Regions from separate parts of the Homo sapiens genome. Here region 1 is linked to region 2. The links are chromatin loops, found by intact Hi-C in ENCODE. Cell type or tissue: endothelial cell of umbilical vein. All regions are shown on one strand. Links, peaks and the distances in the headings refer to the core of each region. The heading gives the core; the rest is flanking DNA. Region 1 overlaps NID1 (nidogen 1). Region 2 holds the start of GNG4 (G protein subunit gamma 4).

Region 1 (16,213 bases), core at 1,160-9,159, 340 kb after region 2:
GATTATAACATAGAATTGGAATTTTAAAGTGCAAAGTTCTTTTTATGTAGCTTGCACTCCTAGCTTCACACTGACAGAAGAAGATGAGGGAAGCTGAGAAGGAAAGTGGGTGAGGGGAGAGGCCTTCAAGAGGCAGCATAGCATAGACTCCAGGGCCAGGCTGCCTGGACTTGCCCCTGTGAGCTGTGTGACTTGGAGCAAGTTGCTTCAGTTTGCTTATTTATGAAATGAACATAATAATAGTACCTACCTCACAGGGTTGCTATGAGGATTACATGAACTAACAAATACAAAGTATTTAGAACTCTAAGTGAGTTGATATATGTAAAGTTCATAGCTCACAGTAAGTGCCACACATATGTTTTCAATTCTTATTATTAATTATTGTTATTGCTGTTAGGCCAGATGGATGGACTTTTAAAGGAGCAGAGATCCTAACATTGTAATATCCTAACCTGACTATTTGGAACCTGAAGACCCTATGCTTTTATATCCAGCCCAAAACTCAATGCTTTTCCTCATCCTGACAACTTCATGACCTAATATTTTCTGTTTATTTAACTGGTTCACCTGCTAATGAAGACCCTGGATGCAAAGGACTGGATCTCTCTTACGGCATAATCAAGGCTACTAGTGGCCATACGGGTAGCAGCCAGAGTGTGGGCTCTGAGCCTCCATGTGCCCCCAGTATGCCAACAGTAACAGCACAGGAGAGTTACCTTGCGGACACTGAGACAGGGCCGTGGTGATGCCATACAGCCGGGTCTGCTTGTGGGGTTGGAAAGCATCCGTCTCCTTGGAAATTGCAAGATCGAGAGCAACCACGGAATTCCTACAAAGCACCAAAGGGCAGAAGGTGAAAACACATCTGATGGCTTGAACTTGTATCTAAACAAGGCAGCCTCTTTGTCATTTTGAGGATAAACTGGAGGCCATAAACAGACATGATGGCCTTCTTCCTAGACATCCCTTCCTTCCCCTGGGGTGGGTCAAGCCTGCATTTCTCTGGCTTTTTACAAAAGGGTAAAGACCAGTTAGCTCTCCCCTCCCACTCTAGATCCCAGGCAGGAAATGAGCTTTCTAGACAGATGCCCCTGGCCAGTTGTCTTCTCAGTTTAATCCCTCCTTTTGCAGGAAGGGGTAGTCAGGAAGAGGCCGTGGGAATATTGCAGTTTAACAACTATAATGAAGCAGGGACATGAAGTGGACATGGAGCCCACCGGCCACGTGACCCTGGGCCAACTCCTGGGGAAAGAACAGACGTGCTGAGGAAGTCCAGGTTTAAAGACTTGAAACCACACAGTCAGGAGCATCTGGATGATAAATGGCACCTCCTGTCCCCTAGGGCCTTGTCCTCCCTCCTTCTTCATGCTCCTCTCTTGGCTCCTGACAACCAGAAGGATAAGGGAGAGGGGACATCTCTAGAGGGGGCATTTCTGGAGGCTCAAAAGTCAAGCCAAGAGGCCAGATGGGAAGGGCCTGGCCTCCCAGAGACAGTGGGTGGAGGGGCAGGCCCACGCAGCCCCCATGGCTACAGCTGACGTACATCTTCCAGTCTGTGAAATACAGATTCTTCCCGTAGCTCGTCACAGCAAAAGGATACTGGAGCCCTTCGAGAGCCTTGCGTCTGCTGGGCTGACTGGGGTTCAGGCATTCCGCCCGATTGGTGCCTGTGTGGAGTGGAAACAATTCATTCATTGTTCACACAAGAAATGGCCCCTTTGTGCAAAAAAAACAAGAGTAATGAGGGCAAGAGTGGGAGAAATTAAGCATTACAATGACAAGTCCCAGAGAACACATGAGGCTTGCTCTTAAAAACTGGCAAGTTGTCTCTTCCTCCCGTGTTGCTTCTGCTGGGGAGGCACGAGCCAGGGCAGACTAATGTAAGTTGTGAATTGCTTATCGGTATCAGGGTGACTCCAGGCTCTGTGCAGTGCCACTTACAACACGAGGGTGGCCAACTTTTTCTTAAAGCACCAGATAGTAAATTATTTCAGGTTTTGCAGGCCAGGAGGCAAAACCAAGGACAGTATGCAGGTATCTATACAATTTTGTACCAGTATATATTTAATGTACCAGATAAAACCGTAAAAACCATTCATAGCTTCTGGGTTATATAAAAACAGGTGGCTGGTTAGATTTGACCCCAGGGCCCTAGTTTGCCCACCCCTGACTTAGGAGATTGAGACCCGCCCTGGACAGTGTCCAGCTTTCCATCACCTGCATCCACCCAGCAGAGCTGAGATGAGAACGCATCGAAGGTCAGTCCATTGGGCAAGCCCAGGTCATCCTGCACAAGGATCCTCCGGTTCGTGCCGTCCATGTAGGAAGTTTCAATCTTGGGGTTATCTCTGTTCCAGTCTGTCCAGTAAAGGTTCCTGGAGGAGGAAAAAGGGGGGAAAGAGGAAAAGAAATAATAAGGATGCATGAGAAAAAGTTTATGAAAAACACTTGAAAAGAATTACAATGAAGTGATTGGCAGACATGAAAACAGAATGACTGAAAGGATCGAGAGGTGATAAAACACATTTTCTTTTGCAAAGATACTTGAATTTGGTTCCTCATTTGAGTTTGGTGATTCTGTTACTAACAAATTTGGTTCCCTTTAACATAACTGACATATAATATCTCAATGAAGCTGTTAGCAAAAGAAAACAAAGTAAAGGGCTATAACTGGCATAAATATATGGAATTCCCTGCATGAGGCCCACATGGAGGAGAGCACAGCAGACCCAGGGGACCAGACTAGGACAAGAAGCAGATGTTGGCAGGGGCTGTGGTCAAAGTACCTGCCTTCAAGGAGGAGGCTGAGTGGCCACAGAATAGGAGATGTGGTCTCAAAGGGAAGGAATCAGTGTCGAGGAACTAAGAGCCTGTTGTGTAAGAGGTAGAGCTTGCAGTAAGAAGGAAGAGAAAGCATGGATGTGCCGAAGAAACACACAGGAAGGGATCTCCAGGGTGTTCAGTCTGGGTCTGCCCCTGAAAGCAGCCTCAGCAGTCCATTTATGCCGCCCTGCTACTCTTCTGGAGTTGATATAACCTGAGTGTTGATCCACATTGAAGCCATATGGAAAATATCCAATTTCTGAGCATGCCAACTTGTAAAGTCTCCTGGCAAAAGATTTGAAAGTGGGACATGGTATCAAGTCCACACTGTAATACATGTTCTGGCATTGTACCGTGGATATCTACAAGTCACCAAAACTGTAGACTCTTTCGTCCCGTACTCATTAATTTCAGGAGACCAATGCTGGAGTTAAAGCCTCACATCTGAGAATCTCTAAAAGGGCAGATGCAAATCAAAGAGATGCACACACATATTTACACAAAGATACCCTCTCACGGAATCCGTTACAATGCCTCTGGGATTCACCAAGTCAGTCTCAAAGAGCACCCGGCGCTGCGTGCCGTCCAGCTTCGCCACTTCTATTCGATCCAGGTTAGAGTCTGTCCAGAAGATGTTGCGGCCAAGGTGATCAACAGCGATACCTTCTGGACTTCCAAGATCTAGAAGTAAACACAGAGCTCCTCTAATTTTTTTTGTTTTCTAAGCAGCTGAGATGAGGTTTTTCTGAATACTCAATGTTATTTCACATGGTGTCCAATCCCTGCACTTTAAGAAACCAAATGGGAATGTGAAATGCTTGTTGTTTATAAGATAAACAACACTCAAAGTGACAAATTCAAAAATGCCATTTACTCACTCTGTGGGTATCCATCATGCTGCACGTTGGGAACCAGGACAGTAACAATGACTAAGCCGAGGCCCAGTTTTCCATGAGCCCACAGCCAACCACAGTTGAGACTGAGTTCCAGGTCCTATGGGAGCCTGGAGGAGGAACCCCAGCCTGGGGAGAACAGGGAGGGGTTCCTGGGGGAGGTGACATTGCTTGAAGCTGGCACCTGAAGGACCAATAGCAGTTTGTCAAACAAGGATCCTGGATGAGGGCTTTTTAGGTAGCGAGACTGGCACATAGGTATAAAGGAAGGCTGGATGGTGGCTTAAAGTGAACAGGATGTCATTGTATGTGGCTGGAGACTATGAGGGTGGGGGAGTGGTCAGAGATGAAGGTAGGAGGCCATGTTAATGAACTTAGAACTTAGGCAGAGGGGAGGCAGTGGAAGATCTTAAGATAGGGAATGGAAAAATAGTTCTATCTTGTTCATTAGCTATCGGGGATAAAGGTCATTGAAATAATACTTTCAAGAAACCATAGCTGCTATTACTTTCATACAAGTATAAGGGGTACAAAGAAGGGGTGTCAGTGATTACAAATAACACCCCAGTCTTTACTGGGTTATAGCAACTGATTTTCAAGCCAGGAGTTGCCACTGGGTAACATGAACCTTCACTGCAAACCCTCAGCACCCATCTAACTTTACTGGAAGCTGAAGATTACATTGGTGTTTTATTATATAGTTTTTTTAAATTAATAATAACGATTGTGTTTTATTGATATCACTTAGGACTCTTTCCCTTCTACTGATTAAAGGAATGAAGGTCATTTAGTATGACTGGAGTATAAGCAGGAAGGAGAAGGGGCTACCCTACCTGAGGGATCTGGGGTATGAGGCAACCATTCCAATACTGTGGGTTTTTTTGTTTTGTTTTGTTTTTGACAGAGTCTCATTCTGTTGCTCAGGCTGGAGTGCAGTGGTGCCATCTCAGCTCACTGCAAACCTCCACCTCCTGAGTTCAAATGATTCTTTTGCCTCAGCCTCCCGAGTAGCTGGGATTACAGGTGCGTGCCACCATGCCCGGCTAATTTTTGTATTTTTAGTAGAGACAGGGTTTCACCATGTTGGCCAGGCTGGTCTCAAACTCCTGACCTCAAGTGATCCCCCGCCTTGGCCTCCCAAAGTGTTGGGATTACAGGCATGAGCCACCACACCTGGCTCCAATACTGTGTTCTTCTGTGGACATACAAGCAGTGCAGACCCTCAGCCCCCTTTGCATTAGCCTTCGCCAGAGCCCTAATATGATGGTGACCTTGGATGCTGGACACATCAGAGCCCCCAGAAAGAAAGCCCGCCAGAGGAAGTTTATTGAGAATTAGAAACCCCACTTGAACAAGATCTTTATTATCTAAACACAAAGTAGAGATTTTTAAAATATTAAAATATTTCCCATGTCCCTAGATGAACAGGGACAGTGAGACTGACCTCCAAAGGTCCCTTCTGGCTTTCAGATAGAAACAGAATAAGTCATTCTGGAGTATATTTGGAATGAGCACATCCTGTGTGAGAGACAAGAGCCACTCAGATATACGCAAATAAAACAGAGAATATAGGCTGCTCTGTGAGAGCATCTTTGCGAGGCACCTGGAGGAAGCTCCATGAGCTCCGTGCATATTGTCTCCTTAGAACCAGCCTTGGTCCCGATCTCAAACCCAAGAGCAACCAACCCCCTCTCCCTCAACTCAAAATACTTCTTTATGAGCTACTCTTCCAAGGGAAAGGTCTGGATAATCTTATCCTTCAATGTGCAGTCCGAGGAAGAAGTATTCCTTACTGCTTACCTCAAAGATATGATACTTTTTAGAGATACTTGGTTGGGTCTGTAACTCAAGGAAAGAAAGAAAGCCTGGGATCCGGGCTGTTATGAAATAAGGAAGAAATGAAAATGATACCTAACTGTCACTCTCACTCACTAGGGAAGCACCAACCTGTACCATGCTAAGGAGATAACTGGAAGCTTCTTTCTCTCTTAAAAAAAAAAAAAAGAAAATTATTCCCAGTGATCTTTCTTCTACAAAGATCACATTTTGGTTTAATTCTGTGTTTTCACAGTAACTAGGCTTTTGCTTGGAATGCTTCTTACTGTGCTTACAGCGTTCTTGGATGGTTATGAGCTCCAAAAGCAACAGGAAATAGCAAACAATGACCTATTCCCCTCTTCCACTGGGTTTTAAAATGAAATCATAGATAATAACAATAACATTTTTAACACACGGAGATAGGCATTTTCAAACTGTTTTTCACTAAACCAAAGCATGAAAACTGGAAGACATGATTTAAATAGCCTGTTGGCTTCCAGAAAAGGGTTCAGGGTCTATGTCCAAAGCCAGACATAGTTAATTCAACCTCAGCTTCATTCCTGCCGCATCATCTTTACTGAAGGCAACAAAGAAGGGAAAAAATGCTTCGGGAGTTGTTCCACAGGCACAGGAAATCTTCTAGAATATCAATTGTGAGGGAAACATTCCATTGAAAATAGAAAAAACTACATTCAGTGCCAAGTAAAAAGAAATACAAAATGAGGCTGCTCTATTTTAAAGATGTATCTTTGATGTGAATATTTTGCAGAGAACGCAAGGTGACTCCACAGAACAAATATCATCAGCATGACAATGCCATAGGAGCAAAAATATTCCCAAGTCAGTTGATGAGTCGCTGAATTAAGCAACATGTAATACTTGACCATTTCAGCACAGTGGAATTTTTAGAGGCCTTTGGATTTTTGTTGTAATGGTCTTTCAACTAGATAAATCATACCCATGTAAAACAGTCTTGATTTGTTGAAGGTAGGCATGAAAAACAAAGCACAGAGTCATTGGTTGAAATTGGCATCCTTAATGAGGAATTTCCTCAATTGAGGAATTGAGGTTGAACACTGAAAAGTAGATTGTGCCTGCCGGGCGCCGTGGCTCACACCTGTAATCCCAGCACTTTGGGAGGCCGAGGTGGGCGGATCACGAGGTCAGGAGATAGAGACCATTCTGGCTAACACGGTGAAACCCTGTCTCTACTAAAAAAAAATACAAAAAATTAGCCAGGCATGGTGGCGGGCGACTTTAGTCCCAGCTACTCGAGAGGCTGAGGCAGGAGAATGGCGTGAACCCAGGAGGCAGAGCTTGCAGTGAGCCAAGATCACGCCACTGCACTCCAGCCTGGGTGACAGAGTGAGACTCTGTCTCAAAAAAAAAAAGAAAAAAAAAAGTAGAACGTGCCTAAACTTTACACACTTTATCGTAGTAATGCAACAAAAGACTGAGAAATGTTTGTGAAAGTTTGGCTTCATTTGCTGTTCTTCTCTGGCATACATGGCCACTTTGGCTGCTAGAAGCAAAACCAAAAAGGAAAAATGATATTTGCTTACTTACCTTGTCTAATGATGGTGGTTGGCTCTCCACCATGTAGACTAGCTCTCCCAATGGAAGGCTCAGTGATGTCCGTCCAGTAAACCATCTTGTCCACGCAGTCAAAGGCCAGTCCAATGATGACTTTAGCCTGGATGTGAAGACCAGTGGTTAGAATGGTCCATCTACAAGCATCTGATAGTGAGAATCTTTTTGCGTGCCTACAGGCATTTGGATATCTTTTGTAATGAAGTGTCAAGTGTTTTGTTCATTTAAAAATTTTTATTATTGAGTTGTAGGAGTTGTTCGTATATTTCAGAAAAAACTCCTGTCATATACACATATATGCACATCTATATGTATAGGAATTTGTGTGTGTGTGTGTGTGTGTGTGTGTGTGTATATATATGCATAAATATGTATTTTTTGAGACAGGGTCTCTGTTGCCCAGGCTGGAGTGTAGTGGCGTGATTACTGCTCACTGCAGCCTCAACCTCCTGAACTCGAGTGATCCTCGCCCTCAGACTCTCAAGTAGCTGGGACTACAGGCATGTGCCACCATGCCTAGCTCATTTCTTAAAATTTTTTGTGGCAACAGAGTCTCACTGTCTTGCCCACTCTGGTCTTAAACTCCTGGCTCAAGCAAGCCATCTGACTCAGCCTCCCAAAGTGCTGGGATTACCAGCACCAGCCACTGCACCCACCCATTATTTCTTCTCAGTATGTAGTTTGCTCTTTCATTTTCTTAATAGTGTTTGGAAGAGCAAAAGTTTTTGATGTTTAGTAAGTCTAATTTATTATTTTTTCCCTTTATGGCTAATGCTTTTTGAATACTAAGAAATCTTTGCCTACTTGAAGGTGATAAAGAAAAAGAAATAAAAGGCATACATATTGAAGAAGTAAAATTACTCTATTCTAAGATAATATGGTTATTTATGTAGAAAGTCATGGGGAATCTATAAAACTGCTATAATCAAAAGTGAATCTAGCAAGGATGCAAGATACAAAGTCAATATAAAATTATTTTTCTATATACTAGCAAAATATAGAAAATAAACCTTAATAATTGTGACAGCATCAAAAAAAAAAACCAGAAAATATATAAGGATAAACATTTTTAAATATGCAGGATTCCACAATGAATACTATAAAACATTGCAGCATGAAACTATAAAAGACCCAAATAAATGAAGGGATAAATAAGGTTAAATGTAAACAATTTACATTTAAATTGTAGCTGGGACTACAGACATGTGCCAGCACACCTAGTTAATTTTTCTATTTTTTTGTAGAGACAGCGTCTCACTATGTTGCCCAGGCTGGTCTCGAACTCCTGAGCTCAACTGATCCAGCCGCCTGGGCCTCCCAAAGTCCTGAGATTACAGACGTAAGCCAGTGCGCCCAGACAAGGCTGTGCACTTTTAAGATATTCACTCTCTTAAACCATCACAACCAAATGCTCAGGCCTCAACTGTGGGTACCTCCTTCACGGCATCCCATGCCTATCAACTTCTCTGGCCTTCCGTGGTATTAAGGAAAGAGAACATTTCCTTCAGCAAACATGCTCATCAACTTCTCTGGCCCTCCATGGCTTTAAGGAAAGAAAACATTTCCTTCAGCAAACACGCCCAGAGTCCTTTTCCACACATTAGTTCTTACAAAAGTGAGACAGAAAAGGACCAGAGGAAGCAAAGTTGAGTAACATTTTACATGTGATTTGAGTTTCATGAAAATCTACTGGGCTATTGTTTGGTTTGAAAAGCCACTGAGAGTTAGCTCTGAGTAAGCCAGCCTCTCCTCAGACAAGGCAAATCAATTACCTGCCAGTAACTCATTAATGAGTATTTATTAGGTGCTCATTATGTATGACGAACTATGGTGATACATAGACAAAACTCCAACCTAGAAAGAACACTGAGTTGCTTAACTTCTCTAAAGCAACCACCTCAAAACAAGCCATCTGCCCATAGGTTGATTTGGCAAAGCCTTGTCGAGATCTTTTGCAAATTAAAATATTTTAAAACTATAGGAATTCATACTTATGTAAAATTTAGCCATTGGGAGAAACCAGGTGAAAGGTACACAGGACCTCTCTGTATACCTTTCCAACTTCCTGTGGCTCTGATTACTTCAAAATAAAAACTTAAAAACAAAACAGAAGCACAAACTTTTCCCTTGATCAGACAGTGAGGAGTTCCTTTCTTTAGATGCTGCCCATGAGAGGCTCAGGAAGAAGCTGCCGGGCTGTATGATCTCAGCATGTGGTGAGGTTAGATTCTGTCAATAGCCTGGAAACTATTGAAACACTGAATTGTTCAGGTACAAGAAACCCTGGGAGTGGGTTCTTGGTCGTGGACACAGTACTAGGCATTACGAAGCCAGGGAAGGTCTCAGGAGGGAGGGTCTCAGGACCAAGGAAGTGGTGGACCAGGATGATCTTTTACTGGGAAAATCAGGAGGATGAGCACATACTTCCTCCTCAAGGGGTCAAGTCAAAAAGGACAGTGACCCTTACCTCACACCACATACAAAAATTAACTCAAATGAATCAAAGACCTAAATGTAAGAGCAAACTTATCAAACTCTTAGAAGAAAACCAGGGAGAAAGCCTCATGACATTGGATTTGGCGACAATTTCTTGGATATGATACCAAAAGCACAGGCAACAAAAGAAAAAAAAAGGTAAATTGGACTACATCAAAATTAAAAATGTCTGTGCATCATAGGACACAATCAAGAGAGTGAAAAGACAACCCATGGAATGGGAGAAAATATTGCGAATCATGTATCTTTTAAAGAGTTAATATCCAGAATATATAAAGAATTCCCACAACTCAACAACAACAAAAGAACTGATCAAAAAATAGGCAAAAGGATTTAAGTAGACATTTCTCCAAAGAAGATATACAAGCGGCCAATAAGTACGTGAAAAGATGTTCAGTGTCATAAATTATTAGGAAAATGCAAATCAAAACCACTTCACACCCGTTACAATGGCTATCATTAAAAAACAAAAACAGCCAACAAGTTTTGGTAAGGATATGGAGGAGTTTAAACCCCTGTGCTCTGCTGGTGAGTAGGTAAAATGGTACAACCACTGTGGAAAACAGTATGGTTGTTCCTCAAAAAATTAAATATAGAATTACTGTATGATCCAGCAATTCCACTTTGGTATATGTATCGAAAAGAAGTTAAAGCAGGGACTCGAACAGATATTTGTATACCCATGTTCATAGCAGCATTATTTGCAAAAGCCAGAAGGTGGAAGCAACTGCTGATAGATGAATAAATACACAAAATACGGCAGATCCGTACAATGGGATTTCAGCCTTAAGAAAGAAGGAAATTATGACACATGCTACAATGTGGATGAACCTGAGGACATTATGCTAAGTGAAATATGCCAGACACGAATGACAAATACTGTATGATTCTGCTTCTAGGAGGTACCTAGAAAAGTCAAAAGTATAAGGGCAGTAAGTAGAATCGTGGCTGCCAGGGGCTAGGACATGGGTGGAGGGAGAATGGGGAGGTATTGTTTAATAGCTTCAGTTTGGGATGATGAAAAAGTTCTGGAGATGAATGGAGGTGATAGTTGCATAACATTGTTTATATTCTTAATACCACTTTCAACAGGTTTTTAAAAGATGGTGAATGTTTATCCCGTTGTTTCAGCATTCCCCCTTCCACCACCTAGCCCACTTAAATTATCTGCTTTTTTTTTTTTTTTTTTTTTTGAGACAAGAGTCTCATTCTGTTGCCCAGGATCTCAGCTCACTGCAACCTCTGCCTCCCAGGTTCAAGCAATTCTTGTGCCTCAGGCTCCCAAGTAGCTGGGATTACAGGAACGCACCACCATGTGCAGATAATTTTTGTATTTTTAGTAGAGATGGGGTTTCTCCATGTTGCCCAGGCTGTAAATTATCTGCTTTTTATTGCCTCACATGACATTTAGCCTCTCCCCTTGGTCTTGGGAAAGAATGTCTTTCACAGGGAATTTAACCCATTCCTATTACCTGAGAGCATGTGCTGGAGATGGAAATGACACAGATGATCTTCAAGGTTTACATTTTCAGCAAGGCAATAGATGAATACAATGATCATGCATGCATTTGTTCAGCAAATATTTTTTTGAGTGCTTCCTATATGCCAAGCAGTTTTGGGTCTAGAAATACCACATGAAACCAATACCTCCATGAAACAAATGAACAGTTCCTGTCTTGTGGTGCTGATATTTTAATAGGAAGATACATGTCAGATACACAACACAAATATGGGTATTTAATGCATCACATAGTGCCAAGAGCGCTGATGAAATACAAAGCAGCATAAAGAGCTAGAGAGCAGTGGTGGCTGCTGTCTGGACAGGGGGATCAGGACAGGCCTCTCTGAGAGATGATGTTTTGGCAGAAATTTGCATGAAGTGAGGCAGTGAACTGTGCAATTGTCAGGCAGGGGGAACTGCAAGTGCAAAGGCCCTGAGACAGAAATGTGCCTGGTGTGTTCCAGGACCAGCCAGAGGGCCAGAGGGTTGAAGTTGGTAAGTGAGGTGAGAGTGGTAGGGAACAGGGTGGGAGAGGGAGCCAGAGGCCAGATCCTATAGGGCTTTGAGGGCCATAAAAAGGACTGGATTTTATTCTGAGTGAAGAGGCAACCCATTTGAGAGCTTTGTGCAGGAAAAGGACATGAATCTCATAAAGACTTCTTTGCAAGAGGCTTTTGAAAAGTATTTTTATTTTGGATACTTTTTTGCTGATGTTTCCTCCCTGGTCCCAAAGAAGGGATGTGGCTGTGTGTGGCATCTATGAAGTGGAGATCAATTCAGGAAGAGTAAATAGAAAAAGAAGAAAACACAATGGGTAGAGAAAGGAGGAAGAGAAGAAAAGCTGGAGGTTGGTCCTGTGGCAGGCAAGATGGCCCAAGTAGCATCTTTACCAAGAATCTTCAAGTAGACTTTGTGCCTCCAGTGAGGAATGATAGGGCTTTCTGCCAGACTTTCTTTTACAAGAGCCAATGATCTCAGACCCTCCCCTCTCCTTCACTCCTCATAGGACCCTCACAGCCCCTCCCACTGCTCCAGCAATTCTGACTCAGCCTTGTAGTGGAAGCCTGCAGGTCTCAGGTTTGGTTTCTTGGCAGGGGTCAGGATCAGATAAAACCGAATGGCTTTTCTGAATTGCCCAACCTCTATCTAATGGGAAAAGAAGTCCCTAAATCACAAAATGCATCTCTGAAGCTTTGAAAGCCTCTAAAAACTCCAATGCTTGTTGCTACGTCAGAGCAGATATGAGGCTCTTAAATTGAGCAGCTGCTGAAAGATGAATCACTATGAATTTGGCAGGGGAATGGAAAGATCACGAGCAGCTCAGCAATACAGTGGCCCCATCTAGAGATGGTCACCCAGGACTACATGGAATGAGCACCCATGGTTCCAGGGGTTGAGCCTGGGGTTCTGGTCTGATATCGTCCTGCTTGTTTTTCCAGGTCACTGAAGCAGGAGCTGTCACCAGGTATAATCAGCCAGCACTCACCGGGACATGAAGGAACGCCTTTGCTTCTGTCTTCCTCATGGTATTTCCCTCCAGGGGCAGGCGCTCAATCTTCCCAGTCTGGGCAAAGAGTAAATGGGTCCCAGGAGGCAAGGGGATCACGGCGGTAGGCACCGCAGGTCCTTGGTGAATCGGGGGAGCCACTGTACTCAGACCTGCATGGCAGAGGGGGTCAGTGAGGGAGGCCCGTGTGCACCAGGAACACACAGATGCACACACACACACCCCCACACACATGCACGCATGCACACACATACACACACCCACACATCAGGTCACATCACCTTCATGGCACCACAAACTGCCACAGCCACACAATGCCCATTTTATAGCTGAAAGCACCAGAATTAGAAAGCCCTCAGTCAATCAAAGAGCACTGATGAAGAAGGTAATACACAGCATTAAAAGTCACGTGAAAAAAAATGGCTTGGCCTCCCTCTTTTTTTTGAGACGGAGTCTTGCTCTGTCACCCAGGCCAGAGTGCAATGGTGCGATCTTGGCTCACTGCAACCTCTGCCTGCCTGGTTCAAGAGATTCTTGTGCCTCAGCCTCCTGAGTAACTGGGATTACAGGCATGCACCACCATACCCAGTTAATTTTTGTATTTTTAGCAGAGATGGGGTTTCACCATGTTGGCCAGGCTGGTCTCGAACTCCTGACCTCAAGTGGTCTGCCCACCTAGGTCTCCCAAAGTGCTGGGATTACAGGTGTGAGCCACTGTGCCCGGCCGGCCTCCCTCTTAATAGAAAAGCTTTGGCTACCCATGCTCTGCTTTAGGCACTGGTGCTAGAGGAAGGAACCAAATAAGAGCAGCACCAGCAGCACCAGCGGTAGCACAACAGCGAAAACAGCATCCCTGAACTCCCTGCCCACAGGGAGCCAGGTTCTAGTGCAAACTATTGAGCTTTTCCATGCTGGAGGAGCCTGTCAGAATGAGTTGCCCCATACAGTGCACTCTGTCCCAGTGCCACAGGGATGGGAGAGCCTGGGGCCTGACAAGCAAGAACATGACGTTTATGGGCTTCCAAGAACAAAATCATGGCCAGGGGCTCCTTTTCCCTCAGAATCAGGCTTGCCTTCCTATCTCCTGACCTCAACCCCTCGCCGGGCTCCTTGATTCACTTGATGAGACAATGTCCCAGGAGGGACACACAACTGTGCTGCAAAGCAAGGAGGGCTAAGAGGGCTGATTGGGTGTCTGGAGACCTGAGCCCTGTCCTGGCCCCTCTACTCACTCGCTGTGTGCACAGGGCATGCATCTTCCAGAGCCTGGTCTCCTGCTCTCTACAGTGAGAGCTGGACAAGGTTGTCCCCAAGGTCACTTTCTCTTGTCTATCTTGCCTATTACACCCAATCGGTGACACAAACCAATCTGGTCAACCTCTTTCATATCTCTGAAATCCATCCGTTTCTCACCTGGATTCATCGTAAGTAGTGCAACAGCCTTCACCTCCCCCCGCCAGGGACTGTCAAGCCTGCCTCTCAGCTTCTACCCCCACAGCCAGTGATATTCTAAAACTAAACCCTGCTTCACATGGGCGCCTGCTCCAAACCCATCCCAGGCTCCTCGTTGCCCTCATGACCAATACTCAGGCTTAGAAACGTGGCTCACACGGTGCTGCTTCTGGAAAGCCTCACCCATGAGCCCACCGCCCCACGCAAGCCAGGATTCCGCCTCGGCTCCCTGGTCGCTGTCTGCTTCTCCTAAAGCTCATCTCCCTACACTGTTCCTGTCTATTCACCGTCCTTTCCGCTTCTTGGGGGCCCAGCACCGTGACTTTCCTCTGGGCATCCTAGCACCCACCACAGCACTGGCCCCTCAGTGAATGTTGGCTGTGTGAACGAGTGAAGTTTCTGAGTAATTGTTTTACTGTTTCTTAGCAGCTTCGGGGAAATATTTGATAGGATATCAATCAATGATTATTAGCTAAATTGTGAGTGGAGATTCAAAGATTCATTATATTCGCTTTTGGTAGTTTGTGACAATAACCAATTTCTACATTTGCAACGGAAGGAGAATTTTAGAGCTGGGAATCACTCTCGGGGTTATTTTGCCTCATGTTTAGGTTGAGACTGGGGACGCTGAGGCTGGGGAAAGTGTCTGTCCAGAGTCACACAGGGCCCCTGGCCCCCAGGACAGCAGCTTCCCACTGCCTCCGGTGATGGTCTTAGAGCCAGCTCATGCAGAAAGCTTTGTGGCTGTTTGCTCCTTGGATTGGAAAATCAACCCAAGTAACTAAAGGCCCTAGGGCACGACTGAAGGAGGCAAGGGGTGCAACGGTCTGAACAGGCCCTACTGCCTAGGGCACAGAGCCCTGGGGAAGGGTTCAGGTTGGTCCCCACCATCCCTGCCATGTCCCAGTGCAGGAACATTCCACCTCCACGCCTCCCTTGGCAGAGAGTTCTTCTGGGAGGCCTGGAGCACACACAGCCGCTCTGCTACCATTACAGGTACCGCTGTGGCAGGCCCCACTGGGTATTTACACCCTACACGTGTGTGTGTTGGGTGGGGAAGGAGAAAGAAGAGGGTAAGAGAACAGAGAGGGTGAGGAGGAGAGGAAGCACGGGGAGGAGCGGGGTAAGTGAGAGGGAAGAAGGGTGCAGCAGGAGCGGGTGGGGCTGGAGCCAGTGGAACAGTTCAAGCTTTAGGTCCAGCAGAAGAGCAAAGAGCGTGTTCAGCAATTCCGGTCCCCCGAGGTCCTTCTCAGGCACACGCCCAAGCACGGCCTGCACCCACTTACACGGGGGCGTCATCCCGGGCCTGGTCCTGGTGCCCTCCACCTCGCGGCCGTCGCGATCCACGCACCAGCAGTAGCCGGTGCTGCCGTGGCACTGGGTGGGCGCGTAGTGCCCGTGCGCATCGCACTCAGGAACGAACAGCCCCGGAGGAATGGGTCGCTGTGGGTCTGTCGCCCCCGCTGCCCCGAGAATGTGTTCTCGCTCGTGCTGGCACCGGGTTTTCTCCACCTCTATCAGAGAAACAGGCAACAAGAAAGCTGTCAGGTGCGTCATCCGTCAGCGCTCCCTGGCGGGGCTGCAGGAGTCCCCGCAGCTCGCTCAGAACCACGAGGGCTGCCTGTGTGTCACTGGGTTTTGTTTCATCAGTTATTCAAAATGCAGAAACATCATTATTATTGAATAGGTTTGTCAAGAAAATGATATTTACATCTCCTTTATACTCCTAGGTAGTTCCTTTTAAAACACTTTTAAAAAATTGAGGCAAAAAGAAATGAAGCAAATTGATAGAACATACAGTGAACCTTTTTTTACTTTTTTGCGATGGCGTTTCGCTCCTGTTGCCCAGGCTGGAGTGCAGTGGCACGATCTCGGCTCACTGCAACCTCTGCCTCTCGGGTTCAAGTGATTCTCCTGCCTCAGCCTCCTGAGTAGCTGGGATTACAGGCACCCGCCACCAAGCCCAGGTAATTTTGTATTTTTAGTAGAGACAGGGTTTCACCATGTCAGCCAGGCTGGTCTCGAATACCTGGCCTTAGGTGATCCGCCTGCCTCAGCCTCCCAAAGTGCTGGGATTACAGGCATGAGCCACTGCGCCCTGCCAAGTGAACCATTTTTAAGTAAACAATT
Region 2 (16,213 bases), core at 5,272-13,271:
TTTTTAAAATTTTTTGTAGAGACAGAAGTTCACTTTGTTGCCCAGGCTGGCCTCAAACCCTTGGCCTCTTGCAATCCTCCCACCTCAGCCTCCCAAAGTGCTGGGATTATAGGCATAAGCCACTGTGCTCAGCCTATTTCTCCTCTCAACCAGGAGTCACCTGGTGGTGGGTGAAGAAGCAGCTGGATGGGAGAAGTCCAACCAGGATAAGGCCATAAAAAGCAAGAAAAATGTACACATGGCCCAGCTCATGGACAGTCTTTATAAGCAAATAGGGAAGGATAAAAAGACGAGAATCCAAATGTGAGAAGCAGAAAAATAAAGCTCTGGTCCTAGGAAAGGTTCATGGTGGGAAATGGGAGGATTCGAAATCAGAGAGAGCTCAGATTGGGGTCCTACAGGATGGCACAGTTAGTTCCACTGGTCACTAACTAGTCCCCACTCCTCCAGGGAGGGTGAGGGATCAGCTAGTCTCAAAATTACCCTCCACCCCTGCACCAGGAAGACTCACTCTCTGTAAAGCTTCCCAGTCAATGCCCTTGTGTCACGAGTGGTTACTGTCTGGGGCCAGTGGCACGGGCAGTAAAAAGAATTTGCCAAGACAGTCATAGGTACAGAAATGCAGATTTATTAGCAAAAGCATGGAAATATGTTGCAAGAAAGCAATAGGCCAGTTAGCAAGAGAGGAGCTGACTGGAGGAGACAAAGGCTTCCTGGGGATTTTATAGGATGGAGCTTGTTCTGTGTGCTGGAGAGGGCTAAGTGCAGTATTGATAATGTCAAGGTGGCTGTGAACTAACTTGCATTTTTCTATCAACCGAGGGTCTGGTGATATCTGGGTGCAGGAAGATCGTGAGTCATTTGCGCAGATGGGCTATGTGTCCTAGACTATGAAGAAACGCAGATTTATAGCTTATCTGTATTTTCTTTCTGCTTTCCCTTGCTCCCACCAGCCTGGCTCCTTGTTCCTAATTAGGACCCCACAGTAAGGCTGCCTTCCTTTGCTGGCTGGACGCAGTGGCTCACGCCTGTAATCCCAGCACTTTGGGAGGCTGAGGCGGGTGGATCACCTGAGGTTGGGAGTTTGAGATCAGCCTGACCAACATGGAGAAACCCTGTTTCTACTAAAAAATACAAAATTAGCCAGGCGTGGTGGTGCATGCCTCCTACTCGGGAGGCTGAGGCAGAAGAATAGCTTGAACCCAGGAGGCGGAGGTTGCAGTGAGCCAAGATGGTGCCATTGCACTCCAGCCTGCGCGACAAGAGCAAAACTCTGTCTCAAAAAACAAAAAACAAAACAAAAAAAAGAAATACTTCCTTTGCTGAAGTCAGCAGCTGATAGAGGAAGGCAATACAAAGCCGGGTATAGACAGTGAATAAATTTAGAAAATGTACCAGAACATGGCATTGTTAATGAACCATGGAGCACCAGAAATGGAAGGATTTTGCAAACCATGGTTCCAATGGTTTTAAAGCGCAAAGTTTAAACATTTATAAATTAGGTCCCTTCTAAAGTCAATCAGACAAACGCAGTCTCTTACAGCCTCTTATGGTTTGGATATTTGGATATCCAAATCTCATATTAAAATGTGATTCCTTTGGGAGGCTGAGACGGGTGGATCACCTGAGGTCAGCAGTTCGAGACCAGCCTGACCAACATGGAGAAACCCTGTCTCTACTAAAAATACAAAATGATTCAGGTGTGGTGGTATGCGCCTGTAATCCCAGCTACTTGGGAGGCTGAGGCAGGAGAATCACTTAAGCCCAGGAAGTGGAGGTTGCAGTGAGCTGAGATCGCACCACTGGACTCCAGCCTGGGCAACAAGAGCAAAACTCCATCTCGGCGGGGAAAAATGTGATTCCTGATGTATGGAGGTGGGGCCTGGTGGGAGGCGTTTGAGTCATGGGGGTGGAGCCCTCCTGAGGCCTCCCCAGAAGCAGATGCTGGTGCCATGCTTGTACAACCTGCAGAACTGTCGGCTAAATAAACCTCTTTTCTTTATCAATCACTGAGCCTCAAGTATTTCTTTATAGCAACACAAAACCAACTAATACATGGCTGTATTTTCAGTATCTGTCGCCACAGAAGATACAACACGACAAAGCTGTGATTAATTCAGTAACATACTTAAATTCATCTTTATTAATCCCAAAGGCATCTATGCATACTTGCAAATTAATCAGCAGGATACAAACACATGGCAGTCGCAATTGCTCTACACAGGTTTCCTGGGTTGTGCACCTGTATTCAGAGACCCCTTGCAGTGGCTCTGAAGGCCCACCTTCCACCTTGAGGAAGCTGAAGGGCAGAAGACTGAAGGTAACTTAACCTCCTTAACCAACCAGTTAGTGTTTGAGAACCTGGTATTGCTGCACTGCCAGGGGACACCCAGGTAATGGCCAGGAACCCTCCTCTTGCTAGACAGGTAAGCCCAGACTAGTGTAGGGAGGAACTGGCTCTCTCTCTGTAGAGGGAGAATATCCTGAGAGACAGGGCTGGGCTGTTTTCACCGTGCTTCCTCATACCTGCCCCTCCTCTGACCAGCCAGAGTTATCCGCACTGCCTCAAGGAGAATGAGGACGATTACACAGAAGTGCAAAGAGGAATTTTGCTTTTTACTTCCAAAGCGGGTTCAGAAAGCCTTCTTCAGGAACAAGTTTTAGACGCTAAAGCCTTTGATTTATTTGAGGAAGGCTCTTTGGGGGTCTCAGAAAAGGGGAACCCCAAAGGCACCAGGTCCTGCGGTGAGGCCTGGGGCAAGGTCTAGGGGAGCCCCGTGTAGAGGAGAGCAGCTGGCACTGAGCAGCAGGCCTGCATTCCCTCATCTTTGCCACATGGGGAGCAGTGCCTGCAGCAAGCCACGGCCACGCAGAGGCACGGTGCCCACGCTGAGACCTCCCATCAGAGACCTCCCATCAGAGACCTGCGTATCTCCATGGGTCCTCCAGCAGGGCAATTGCCTGTGCCCTGAGATGTTGGTGAGCCTCAATCACATTCCTCCATACAACAATCTCATGTTAAGACCAGAGATCCGATGAACCCCCAAAGCAGGGTGGGATCCCCAATACTGACAGGCGATGGCATGCGGATGCCCCAGTGTTGTACTTCTGTACCTGGGAGGGACACATCGGAACTGGATTCTGGGACCCTATTTCCTTGTAAGTGCATTCTAGGTCTTTCCCTGCTACCCCAGCTGCTACCTCTTACCCCTAGGGCAAGAGGATACCCTAGGAACAGTGTGGAGTTCGAGTGGAAGCCCTGGGTGCCGTCCTTGCTCCTCTAGGCACCTTGTCCTGATGGTGATTCTCCTTTGAACCACAGTCTCCTCCTTCAAGAATGGGGATAAAGATCCCTGCCTCCCCACTGCACTCCAGCCTGGGCGACAGAGCCAGACTCCGTCTCAAAAAAAAAAAAAAAAATCCCTGCCTCCTGGCATTTCTGTAAAGATCAAGTGGACAGGGTACATGAATGCTTTTAGCAAACTGAAAAATGCTAATCAAATGCTAGTGATTGCTCCTTTGAAAATCCAAGCACAGCCTGCAAAATACTTGGAATATAAATTGAGCAGACATATCGGGAGTAGTTTCAGGTTATGCTTACGTGTCCTTTATTTAAAAAAACAATGCTTAAAACACCACCTAAAAATTCCTCTGACCACCTATTTCAGTCAAACGCTGGAAGATGGGGGATGCTTTATATTAAAGAATTAGAATGAGGCTGGGCGCGGTGGCTCACACCTGTAATCCCAGCACTTTCGGAGGCCAAGGTGGGGGGATCACTTGAGGCCAGGAGTTCAAGACCAGCCTGGGCAACATGGCGAAACCCCTTCTCTACGAAAAATACAAAAATTAGCTGGGCGCGGTGGCGCGTGCCTGCAATACCAGCTACTAGGGGAGGCTAAAGCATGAGAATCGCTTGAACCTGGGAAGTGGAGGTTGCAATGAGCCGAGATTGCACCACTGCACTCCAGCCTGGGAGACAGAGCAAGACCTTGTCTCAAAAAAAAAAAAAAAAAAAAAATTAGAATGAGGAAAACAATGATGAGGTGGAAACAGATGTTTGAACATAGGAGAATTTTCGATGCATAAGGATGCTGCGGGCACTTAACCAGATGTCTGCCCTTCACTACCTGGCCAGGGTGGCACTTTTAAACCATCTGATAATGGAGAGAGGCGGCACAGTCTGTATGGGCACACAGCTCACTCTGTGGCTGAAGCCACATGTGGGTGCACTGGGCCCAAGGAGCTGACCTCTGCTCTTGTGGCACTCCCAGTCCGGCACAGACTTGAGGAGACCACCGAAAAGGAGCCCAGGCCAATGGCCTGCAAAGCCACTTCCCTCTACTTGACCAAGAAGAGCTTCCCGGACCCTGGCTCCTGCCTGCGCATCTGGCCAGCTTCATCTTCCAATGCTCCTGGTCTCCGATAAGCCCCAGCTGCTGGACTGCTGTTTTTAAACCCCTTCCAGGCGGGAGGAACAGAAGAGAGGTGAGTGGACAGGTGCAGGCCCTGGAGCCTGAATCTGCTCCTTTCTAGCTCCGGAAATGTGGGTAATTCCCTTCACCTCCTGCTTTCTTCCCTTCAAAATAGAGGAATGGTTGTATTGGTTTCTATTGTGGCTACAACACATTACCATATATTTATGGCTTAAAACAATGCAGTTTTATTATTTTACAGTTCTGGAGTTCAAAAGTCTGAAATGGGTCTCGATGGACTAAAATCAAGGTGCCAGGAGGGCTGTGGGTGGAAGCTCTGGGGAGAGTTCGTATTTCTGCCTTTTCCAGTGTCTACAGCCATCTGCAATCCTGAGCTTGTGGCTCCTCCTGCATTTTTTTTTTTTTTTAACATTTTACTTTAAGTTCTGGGATACATGTGCAGAACGTGCAGGTGTGTTACATAGATATACGTGTGCCATGGTGGTTTGCTGCACCTATCAACCCATCATCTAGGTTTTAAGCCTTGCCTGCATTAGGTATTTGTCCTAATGCTCTCCCTGCCCTTGCCCCTCACCCCCCAACAGGGCTCGGTGTGTGATGTTCCCCTCCCTGTGTCCATGTGTTCTCATTGTTCAACTCCCATTTATGAGTGAGAACATGCGATGTTTGGTTTTCTGTTCCTGTGTTAGTTTGCTGAGAATGATGGTTTCCAGCTTCATCCATGTCCCTGCAAAGGACATGAACTCATTCTTTTTTATGGCTGCATAGTAATCCATGGTGTATATGTGCCACATTTTCTTTATCCAGTCTATCATTGATGGGCATTTGGGTTGGTTCCAAGTCTTTGCTATTGTAAATAGTGCTGCAATAAACATACATGTGCATGTGTCTTTATAGTAGAATTATTTATAATCCTTTGGGTATATACCCAGTAACGGGCCCTCCTGCATTTTTAAAGCCAGCCCAGCAGCATCCCCCACCTTCTCTCTCAGATGCGCCTATCTTCCTCTTATGAGAACCTTTGTGACGACACTGGGCCTGCCAGGTATTCCAGGATCACCTCCCCATCTCAGGATCTTTCCGTTAATCACATCTGCAAAATCTTTTTTGCTGTGTAAGATTCACAGATTCACAAGTTCCAAGGATTAGAGGGTGGCCATCTTTGGGGACCATGATTCTACCTACCACAGTAGTCATCAGGAATAAGTAGTTCATACAACATAAGCCACTAAGAGCCTGGGCTGCAGGAAGCACTTAATTAATGTGAGCCATAATCATTCTCCCTTGCTGAAACAGAGCCCCCAGCCTGGAAGGCTTTCGCCTTGCACTGGCTGTGCCCCAATAGTTCCATCTGGCCAAATCATGAGACCTCCTTCCAGATGCCTTCCCTGTCCTTCTGGGCCGGGCTTGGTGTCCTTCTGTGTTGAGGTGGGAGCTTTTCTTAATTCCGTGTTGTATGCTTTTTTTTTCTGAGACAGAGTCTTACTCTGTCGCCCAGGCTGGAGTGCAGTGGCACTATCTTAGCTCACTGCAACCTCTGCCTCCTGGGTTCAGGCGATTCTCCTGCCTCACAACCAGCTAATTTTTGTATTTTCAGTAGAGACGGGGTTTCACCCACGTTGGCCAGGCTGGTCTTGAACTCCCAATCTCAGGTGATCTGCCCGCCTTGGTCTCCCAAAGTGCTGGGATATCAGGCGTGAGCCACCGTGCCCCGCTCTGTGTTGTGTTATAATCCTCTGTCTCCCTCACTGGATTGTAAATGCCTCAGGAGCAGGGATGGCCTCTGACTTATTTTGCATTCCTACCCCTAGGACATGGCACACAGCAGCTGTCAAATGTCTCCTGGACGGCTCATGGGTGAAGGTAGGTCTGTGTCCTTTGGGGTGTCCAGAACCTCAGAGCTGCCGTTGCTGCTGTGGGAGGGGAGCAGTGAGGGGGTCTCTAGGTGGGGATCTTGTGCTCTGACAGAGGCAGCTCTTCAGGGTGGTAGCTGGTTTCCCCACAGAGAAGGCTGTCTCTCACCCCAGGCAGAAGAGGACAGATCCATGCATTCAGCCTGGGGAGGAGACCTGGTGTTGCAGGCACATCATGCTTACGGTGGTCAAACCCTCACAGCCCCACGAGGAGCGGGAGAGGCTGGCATAGGACACAAGAGCCTGGGGATGCTTAGGCAGGTTGGGGGGAATCAGATATCAGGAATAAGGACCCACAGAAATCATTTGGTTCAATGCATCTCAAATCTGGTGGCTGCAAAACTCAAAGACTAATTCCCGGACCCTAGCCCAGACCCACTATGTCAGAATGTCCAGGGGATGAGGCCCAAGAAGGGATATTTTAAAAACTGCCCAAAATGTATGCAGCCAGGTTTGAGAACCACTGCTGCATCTACCTTAGGCTTTATACACAGACTGTGCTACAAGTAAATGGTTCTCAAAACAGGTGTGTAAAACAGAAGAAAGGATACACACATCATTCAACAGACTACAGTGAACCTGCCAGACCACGCATCAAGGCGAATACATAAGACAGTCCTTGCCAAGCTGCGTCCTTGAGCCCGCCTGAATCCCGGCAGGGTGGAGTTGAGGGCGGCCTCTCTACTTCATTTAGCCCACCAGACCTTCGGACCTGAGGGTCTCTGATCCAGCCTCTCGGGGCCACCACCCCCTGCAGGGCTCCAGGAAGAGTCAAATTGCCCGGTGGGCCAGAGCTCTCCCTCCCTTTTGTTGCCGCTTGGCGCCTGGCAGGTCAGAGGTCACTGGGCCCAGCAGCCCCAGTCCCTGGATGGGTGGAGCACCCACAAAACAGCCAGGCTGTGAAGAGGCCCACTTTGGAGTGAGAAGGGGCTGCTTCTTGCGTGTCATTTTGCAAAAAGAATCTCTGTCTCTTCCTCTACCTTGAGTTACACTACCAAATACTCCTTTTGGTTAATGTAGCTTTCTTATATGCTAGGGGTGAGAGGAGGGGAAAGCCACCTTATTCTGTCAGGAAGGCACTTGGGCATAAATTAATCTGTAGGCCAAGTGCAGTGGCTGATGCCTGTAATTATGCACTTTGGGAGGCCGAAGTGGGAGGATCACTTGAGGCCAGGAGTTCCAGACCAGCCTGGGCAACATAGTGAGAACCCATCTCTACAAAAAGTTTTAAAAGAATTTAGCCGGGCATGGTGGTGGGCAACTGTAGCCCCAGCTACTTAGGAGACTGAAGTGGAAGGCTCACTTGAACTGGGGAGCTCAAGATTGCAATGAAATACCATCACATCACTGCACACCAGCCTGGGCAACAGAGCAAGACCCTGCCTCTAAAACTAAATAAATAATCGGCGGGGCACAGTGGCTCACGCCCGTAATCCCAGCACTTTGGGAGGCCGAGGCAGGCGGATCACCTGAGGTCAGGAGTTCTAGACCAGCCTGGCCAACATGGTGAAACCCTGTCTCTACTAAAAATACAAAAAATTAGCTGGCGTGGTGGCGGGCGCCTGTAATCCCAGCCGCTAGGGAGGCTGAGGCAGGAGAATGGCTTGAACCTGGGAGGTGCAGGTTGCAGTGAGCCGAGATCGCGCCACTGCACTCCAACTTGGGTGACAGAGCAAGACTCCACCTAAAAATATAAATAAATAAATAATCTGTGACTCCATCAACACTTTCACCTGTTGGCTCCACGTGCATCAGATGAGCTCATTTGGGAGGTCACCTTAACCTCGGATCAACATGGCAGGTCCTCCCACAAGCAGCCTATTTAAAATGTGAGCCACCCCCTTCCCCGGAATTCCCTACCTCCCAGCCTTGTTTTATTTTTCTCTCATGCACTTACTATATCTTAAATGCTTATTTATTCATGTACTTGTTTAAACTACTTTTGATTTTCTGACTTCTTATCATTGGTCTGATTCCTCCACCGTAACAGAACTTCCATGAGGGCGGGGATTTTTCGCTTCCCCCGCAACTGCCTGCGTTTTCGTAGCCCTAGAGCTTCCAACGTACAGTGCGGAAAAGCAACATAACACACTAAGAACCGTGCGGAAAAGGAGAGAAAACCAGACCGCAGGGGCATTTCACAGCTAACCACAGCGGTCCGAGGCGAACGCAGGGTGGAAGAACCCGAGCGAGGCCCGGCAGGGGCGGGGTGAGCCTTGGCCCCGCTCCCGTGCAGGTGTCGCGGGTAAGCTGCCGCGGTTACTGTGAAGCAGGGCCAAGGCCAGCCCTCCGCCTCGAGGCCACTGGTGCTTGGGGGTGGGAAAAGAGTGACCGGGGGCAACTGAGCAAAACATAGAACAGAAACTCCCTCTCGAATAGAGACCCACGCACGGAAGGATGATACACTGTGATTCCCCGACGTGGGCCTGCAGCAAGAGACGGGTGCTAACAGCGTCCGAGCCAATCCGTAAGCATCAGAGGGACAAAGAAATCATAAACAAGAGGCAGGATGCAACTGCTTCAACGCAGAAAGAATGAGTCATCCAGGAAGGCGAGGTGGTGGCGGGTTGGCTGTGGTTTTGCAGAGGCGGGCAGGAGGGGCAGGGGGCCAGGGAGAGGGCAGGGTTGGGAGGGTCTCTTTTAAGGGAATCCTATGCATGAAAGTCTGTGTAAGAAAGGGTGTGCCTCCTACAGAAGGATATTTGTTTTGTCCTAAACTTGCCGTGTGTTCTTGGAGGCGCGGGCCTCCCTGCTGTCATCACACCTCGGATCACCCCAGGCAATCTCGCCCCTGTGGCTTCACCTGGGTCCAGCCAGACCTCTGCTCAGCTCTGCACGTACATGCCCCCTCGATGTCACCTCCTGACTTGGCAAGTCATACACCCTCTCTCTACTTGCCCAGCTTCATTCACAAAACCAGGTCACATTACCCCTCGTCCATCCATGCTCAGTCTGGAAACCCTGGGATCCCAGACACCAGCCTCTCCCTGGCCCTCTGTTTCCAATCAGACGGCCACCCCGACTGACGCTGGGGCCGGGGCACCCTTGGGCGTTATCCAGTCTCCCTGTCCTCCCTCTCCTGCCCCACGCCTCCGACCTTCCCCACATGGCAGTCACAGCCAGACGGCCAAGGTGGGGCCTGCTGCTTCCTGCTTCTGCCTGACAATGGCCCTGGATTCCCCATTCTTCACGGTCAGTCTCACCTTCACACCCCGGCTCTGAGCAACCTTTCTGCTCTCTCCACTCCTCTTTCATGACCCTGGGCCCCTGCTGGCCGCCCTGCCTGGAAAGCCCTTTCTCATTTGTCTGGCTTGAAAAACCTGCCTCAGCTCACCAGGGCCAGCTCAAGACTCCCTCTGTTGTCACACGCTTTCTGCACTGCTATCAGAAAGAACTAACACTCTCCCTGTCTGTGCACTAATCCAGGGTAGGTGGGCTGTTTTCACACATGCACCCCCTCTAGGTTCTGACTCCTCTGGAGTGCATGACCATATCTTATTTGTTTCCCTGTCACCAGTGCCTAAACTATCTGATGCATATATTTATTGCAGGTGCTTATCACACATGCAGTCAATGAACACCTCACAAATGCAAGGTTCACATGCAGTCTTCGATGAACACATCGATCGCATCCAGCAGTATGTCTGTATTGGAAAAGTCCTTCCATAGCACCCAGTAATGAAAAGGAATGTGGCGGGGAGCAGTACTGGACAGTAAAACTAAAAACACCAGGAAGATCACAGTGAGATCAGCAGAGCCCTAGAATGGCAAATCCATGACAAAGAAAATTTCTGATGAATAAAAACGTGCCTGGGTCCAGGCCAGCAATTGGCTTCTTTCAGACACTATTGACTGCAACAAACCCTAGCACAAGGAGAGGGTCTAACGAGAAACTTGTTCAGAGGATGCTGACCCATCCATCAGTGAGCACAGCCAACCCAAAAAGGCGGGGACGCGGCAGAGCAGGGGCTGAGGGCACACTTGCTGCAGTGTTCACGGAGCACACACAGAAAGATCTGCCCGAGAGAGTCCCCAAAAGGCACAATTCTACAAGGTCAACCAAGTGGAGGGGAATGGCAGTGAAACGCCAAACTCCTACTGAAAGGTTGATGGGTACAGCCTTCCAGAGACAGGGCTGGGTGGCGGGAACGCGGGCACCCAGAGGTCCAGATCAGCAAAAGAGGCCAGTGACTCTGTCTCCATCAGATAAAATTCAGCCACAGCGGGAGGGAGCGTGTGAGACCCACGAAGGCCTTGCCCTGGACCTACACCTCACCCTGTTCCAGAGAGAATTCAGTGGCCGGCAACACTGCCAGTTCCCCTTTATTTCCCTTGAGGTCAACATTTTGGAATTTTCTACTCACATCCACCGAGCGACCCTCCTCGGCCACCTCCACACCCACACTCCAGGCCCACCACTGCCCTTGGGCATGAGCAAGCCTGACGCTGTCTCTCATCCTGGTAACACCTTCTTCCCCGCACACACCGTCAAACACATGCACGGTGTAGACTGAAGTCATCAGGTCTCCTTAACCAGGCTGCAGTCCCCTAGTACCCTGCCATGCAGCCCCACAGCTGCCGGGGGGATAAACAAGCACCTTCAGACTAGAGCAGCTTCTGAGTGATACGCAAAGTTAACTGGGGCACAGAGAAAACAGAATTTTCCCAAGATTGCTGAAGGAAAACTAAAACCGAATGAGGACTGACTCATGCTCGTTTAGTCGGCCACAGGCTAGGGGCAGCGGAAAGGCCCTGCTGGAAATTTCCATCCAGGGTCTGTGCAGGGCGGGTACCCCAGAGCCGCAGGGCAGGGCAGATGGCTCCTCAGATCGGGCTGGAGAGACATCCAGGAGGAGGATGCCAGTTGTTGGGTGTAGCTGGACCTTCCTATAGACAGGGAGCCATGGGAAGACAGAGACCACTGATGAGGAAGGGGAGATGCAGCAGCAGACACTCCGTCCACATGGGCCCCGGGCCGCCAGAGACCCCAGGGCCCACGTGGACGTGTGGGTGTTGAAGGGTAACACGTAGCCCTTTCCAAGGTGTGTTGATGACTTGGCTCAGCCTGCAAAGCCAGGCTGCCTGTACTGCTGCCTGACCTCTGGCCTCTGGCCTCCAAGAGCCTGACCCTCTGGGAAGACAGAGTCCCAGCATGGGGCATGACCACCCCATCTGCTCTTCCTGTTCATCAGTGTCTGGACCTGAGCCACAGAGTCCTGCTGGGCCATTGTGGAGAAGAACCTGCTCTCAGCCCTCAGCAGCCTCCCTGCCCTGCCCTGCCTCCCACCCCAATCTCAACAGCCTCTTGCTCTTTTCTTCCCGCCATCTAAGCTCATTTCTCCTCTTTGGGCCTTCATACATGGGTACTGCTTTGCTAGAAATCTCTCAATTTTACCTCTCTGTGTGGTGGGACACCAGAAGAAACAAGGTTGAGTTTGGGTGCTGGAATTTGGAGGAACATGTAAACACTTTTTCTGCTGTAGTTGTAGAGGTGCTTGAATAAGAATGTTCAGGCTGGGCATGGTGGCTCACACCTGTAATCCCAGCACTCTGGGAGGCCGAGTCAGGTGGATCACCTGAGGTCAGGAGTTCGAGACCAGCCTGACCAACGTGGAGAAACCCCGTCTCTACTAAAAATACAAAATTAGCCGGGCGCGGTGGCACATGCCTGTAATCCCAGCTACTTGGGAGGCCAAGGCAGGAGAATCGCTTGAGCCCAGGAGGCGGAGGTTGCAGTGAGCCAAGATCGTGCCATTGCTCTCCAGCCTGGGAGACAAGAGGGAAACTCAGTCTCAAAAAAAAAAAAAAAAAAAAAAAAAGAATGTTTAAAAAGAGTTAAAAATGTTTTCCTTCTTCCTATTTTATCGCCCTGCCTCTCTTTCTTTGTTGGAGCCCATATGGAGGGGACAGAAGACAAGGCCTTACAGCTGTACATTAGGCAGGGGCACCAGGAGGAGGTCCAGGCACTGATGAGAAAGGCATAAAGGCACAGTTAATGCCAGCTCATATGATCCATCGTGGCTGTTGTCCCGCCTCATGCACAGGGGGTGTTGGGGAAGAAACAATCTCTCTGGCCCAGAGGGATACTTAGAGTGCTTCTTCTATCTCTAGGGCCTTCCATGGCCTCAGAGCACATGTGTCACACCACAGAAAGCCAACCCAGCAACTCAGAGAGAAATGGTTTTAGAAATCTAAGAAGCAAGAGAAACAAATCCTCCTGGGAAAGGAGCTCATGTGCAGTGCCTGAGTGTGGGTCTCTCTACAGTTCTCCACTTTTTTCTCTTCCACACGTCTCTGTCACTTTCACTTGTCATTTGTGTATACTTTTCCTACATCAGTTAAAAAAGGTTCCCACCACCCACCAAACCCGCTGCCAGAACACTCCTGGACAGAGAGGACACAAGCAGTCACTGCTGTTTTTTGCAAATTAGAAACTTGGCAGGTATCCTGTGAGTATCAAAGGAGATCATCCACATGACACGTCTAGCCCAATCATTGCCCTTCTTTCCCCTTGTTGCCCACTAACCTGGGCTCCTAGCCCTATCCGATCCTCGGAGACTGGGCCTTTGGTGACCCACAAACCTCACGGCCATGGAGACGAACAGTTCCTCCATAGCTCCCTATACTTCCTCACTCCTGGGCACCCAGGGCTCCTTCCCCAGTGAGCACGGCGTCTTGCACACAGCCGGCTTTCCCTTATCTGCATGGCACCTGTCACTCTGTCTACCAATTTCCAGCAGGGAATCTGATTGCCCACCAGCCACCATTCAGTCTAACAAGAACTCCTTGGCAATTAGAGGAATTTGGAACGCTCCAGCAAGCTCACTGAACTGATCTCTTTTTAAGCACCCATTGTTTTCTCTGCAGTAATTTTTTTCTTTCAGCAGCTTTTCTAGCCCCTATTTCTTAACATTTCCTAAAATGAAAATTTCATTTGTGTTTTTACTTTTGATCATTTATTAACAGTCTTTGGCTTATTCTTTAGAGGTTTTTAACCAGCTTCTTTCAGTCTTTCGGTAGTATTACCCTGCAATCTCCTTTTCTTTCCTGATACCATTTAGCTTTTCTGACTTTCAATTAAAATATCCTTGCTATCCACTGTTGATAGGTTATTTATGTAGTACTTATACCTCTATTAAAGGAGTTAAATTTTGGTTTCTGGTTTTAAAAAAGAAACAATCTCTCTACCTGAATAATACAAGTCTCTATGCCTAAGTATATCTAGAATGAATAAAAATACCAAATTTTAAAAAAGGAAAACCAGCAAGATTAGATAGCAGTATATCCTTAAAAGGTGTTTCAAGAACAAAAATCAGGTAATATTTTAAAGTTACTACTTCAAAATTCCACGAAGAAAGGGGCAATCTTCTGACATACATTATTAGGCATTCTCCCCTCTCCAAGCAGAAACTGAGACAAACTAGGAAAAATGTGATAGTGAAATAAGTGAGATGCAGCTATAAATAAAAGAAGAAATTGTTGGGTACAGACCTTAGTCTTTGCTTTCTGCATAAGCAGTAGTTTTGTGGTAGGCGTGGGTTTGGGCGTGTAGGTCTTGGGGGAAGGAGCATTGTACACATTTTACAGTGTTCCTGCCCTCCTGAGACAGCTGTGGCTCTTGCTTCCCCAGGGGTCAGGGTCCATGTTCCCACCTCATGTTGTTTATTTATTTTGAGGCCAGAGTGCAGTGGCACCATCTCAGCTCACTGCAACCTCTGCCTCCCAGGTTCAAGTGATTCTCGTGCCTCAGCCTCCCAAGTAGCTGGGATTACAGGCGTGCACCACCACGCCCGCCTAATTTTTTGCATTTTTAGTAGATACGGGGTTTCACCACGTTGGCCAGGCCGGTATCGGACTCCTGACCTCAAGTGATCTGCCTGCCTCGGCCTCTGAAAGTGCTGGGATTACAGGCGATGTTCCCACCTGATGTTCTATCATTTCAAAGAATGCACTGAATATTGGGGGACTTCAGGGACTGTCACTTTTGCTTTAAAAACTGTAAAGTGAATCTAGGAAAAGCTTTTTTTTTTTCTGGTTTCTCCACCATCAGTTTGCATGAGAAACGCCAATCATAGGACTGCTGGGAATGGCCCCTTAGCTGTGCTGTTTCTGAGCCAGGCCTACATCCTCCACTGGCTTCCTTGGGCGAATTTTAAGGCCTATGAGCACTGGAGTTGTGCATGGAGGTGGGGGCCAACAGGAAGTCCATTGTCCTAAATAGTCATTTCAGCCTAACTAACCCCATGGTGAGGCTGCTCATTAACAGGCAAGGCATCACTGTAAACCTTGCATTTGCATTTACACCTACTATTTATTAAGTGCCACAGCCATCTCTTATCATGACCGGTCACTGAGCAAACCCTACATTTCAAAAACAATCCAGTTTATAGGTCCTCTGTCTGTTTCTCCGGGCTGGAAAAGGCTTTCCATTTATCAACTTAGTTGTCCCCCCAGTCGCCTCTTGCAGGGAACAGGGCCAGATCAGATGGCGGCTGGTTCCCCTCCCCCGCCTCATACAAAAATCAGGAAAAGGAGTTGCGGGAGGAATCGAGAAGCCGGCCGCAGAGCCCAGGTCCCCCATGGCTACTGTGAGGCATTCGCCGCTGCAAATTTCCTGTCCACTGTGGGAAGCGGCACACCTCACTCATGAGCAGACGACAGGACTGGCACGTTTTAATGGAGCACACGGGCGCAGCCTAGGCGGCCTTTTGCTCCGGCTGAGAGGCACGGGCCCGGTGCCAGCATTTGACAGTCCTGGGAGGCGACGGGTAGAGGAGAGACGCGGCAGCCGCGGGGCCGGGGAGACGGTGGGAGGCCCGGCGTCCATCATCCACTTTATTACTTGATCAAACTTTAACATTTTCGGGTTTCCTAACACCTTAGCCCCAAATACTCGAAATGAAGCAAATCTTAAATTAAGGAGTCTTTCCCCACCACGCTCTGTCCTCCTCCCCACTTCACCCTCCCGCCGTTTCGCGTTATTTCCAAGGCAATTTAAAAAATCAAGCCAAACAAAGCTCCCCGGTTGCTGCCGGGCGCGCGCGGCGAACGAAGCACATTTCAGTTCAGCACCAGCCTCGGGGACAGACGCCATCAAGGAGGTGAGGAAAACCACCCTCAGCTGCGGTGGCTCCAGCGTCACCCCGAGTGCTCCCGAGGCGGCGTCTGGGCTGCTGGGGAGCCAGGAGGGCTTCCTCAGGCACTCGCCAGAAACATTTCCCCAAAGAAAACGCCCAACCAGCCACGCCATCTCCTGCCACTGAGGTCCTTTTCCACGGGGGACGTCCCCGCTGGGAAAACAGCAAACGCTCTGTGACCTACAAATGGAAGAGGGGACCCCCGAGCCCCCGCCTGCCTCATGCCGGAGGGACCGGGCGCCCCCAGCCCCGGAAGCCCCTGGACGCGCTCCGAGGGGGCTGTCCACACCCGCGCGCGGGCTTCCCCGGGGCCCGGCGGGAGGTCCCGGGAGAGGAGGCCGAGGGAACCACAGGTCTTTGTGTCGCGTGCAGCAGCAGCTGGCGGCGTGAGGACCACACCGGCGCCAGAGCCGTCTCCCTAGGTCCGGAGACTTTCACCCCGAGTTTCCCTTCCGCGTCTGGCTGCACCGGGCTGGGCTCTCCCCGCGGACACCCGGGGCTCCGGCCGGGCGCCCACTTACCCGGAGCGGGATCACGCGCGGGCTTCGTCTGCAGCGCGGTGCTCGCGGGGGGCGGCCAGGCCGAGCGGCATCGCTCCGCATCGGGGCGCGGGCCGGGCTCGGGTGCAAACGCGCGCCTCGTGCCCCTCCCGCCGCCCGCGGGGTCTCCGCGTCCCGTCACCGGCCCCGCCCCGCGCCGCGCCTCCCGCCCTGCAGGGCCCGACCAC

What was found. Hi-C counts contacts between places; a loop is a spot of excess contacts. Peaks named below come from ENCODE experiments on the same cell type or tissue, not always from the same donor. Only the 100,000 strongest peaks of a DNase experiment are listed, where the experiment ranks them.
Region 1: a loop joins it to region 2, with 11 times the contacts of the local background. A loop is called at or near these places in 3 of 110 quality-filtered maps.

The regions. Positions count from the first base shown.
Region 1 is chr1:235,978,276-235,994,488 of GRCh38, forward strand. It overlaps NID1 (nidogen 1), which reads right to left. Exons shown (of 20, transcript NM_002508.3): 13 at 15,370-15,597; 14 at 12,611-12,783; 15 at 7,104-7,230; 16 at 3,336-3,507; 17 at 2,221-2,378; 18 at 1,547-1,670; 19 at 720-832. Among named protein-coding and RNA genes, the nearest start is that of LINC02768, 14 kb to the left of the region's middle. RefSeq lists a silencer at 3,800-4,000. In endothelial cell of umbilical vein, for the core only: no CTCF peak of the experiment used is centred there; DNase peaks (open chromatin) are centred at 6,006 and 8,696; H3K27ac peaks cover 3,825 bases.
Region 2 is chr1:235,633,655-235,649,867 of GRCh38, forward strand. It overlaps GNG4 (G protein subunit gamma 4), which reads right to left and starts at 16,130. Exons shown (of 4, transcript NM_001098722.2): 1 at 16,008-16,130. LOC124904560 (a long non-coding RNA gene) reads left to right here and starts at 6,389. Exons shown (of 4, transcript XR_007066960.1): 1 at 6,389-8,594; 2 at 8,729-8,816; 3 at 9,087-9,186; 4 at 9,901-10,177. RefSeq lists an enhancer at 14,335-14,629 and a silencer at 15,995-16,104. In endothelial cell of umbilical vein, for the core only: no CTCF peak of the experiment used is centred there; a DNase peak (open chromatin) is centred at 8,827; H3K27me3 peaks cover 230 bases.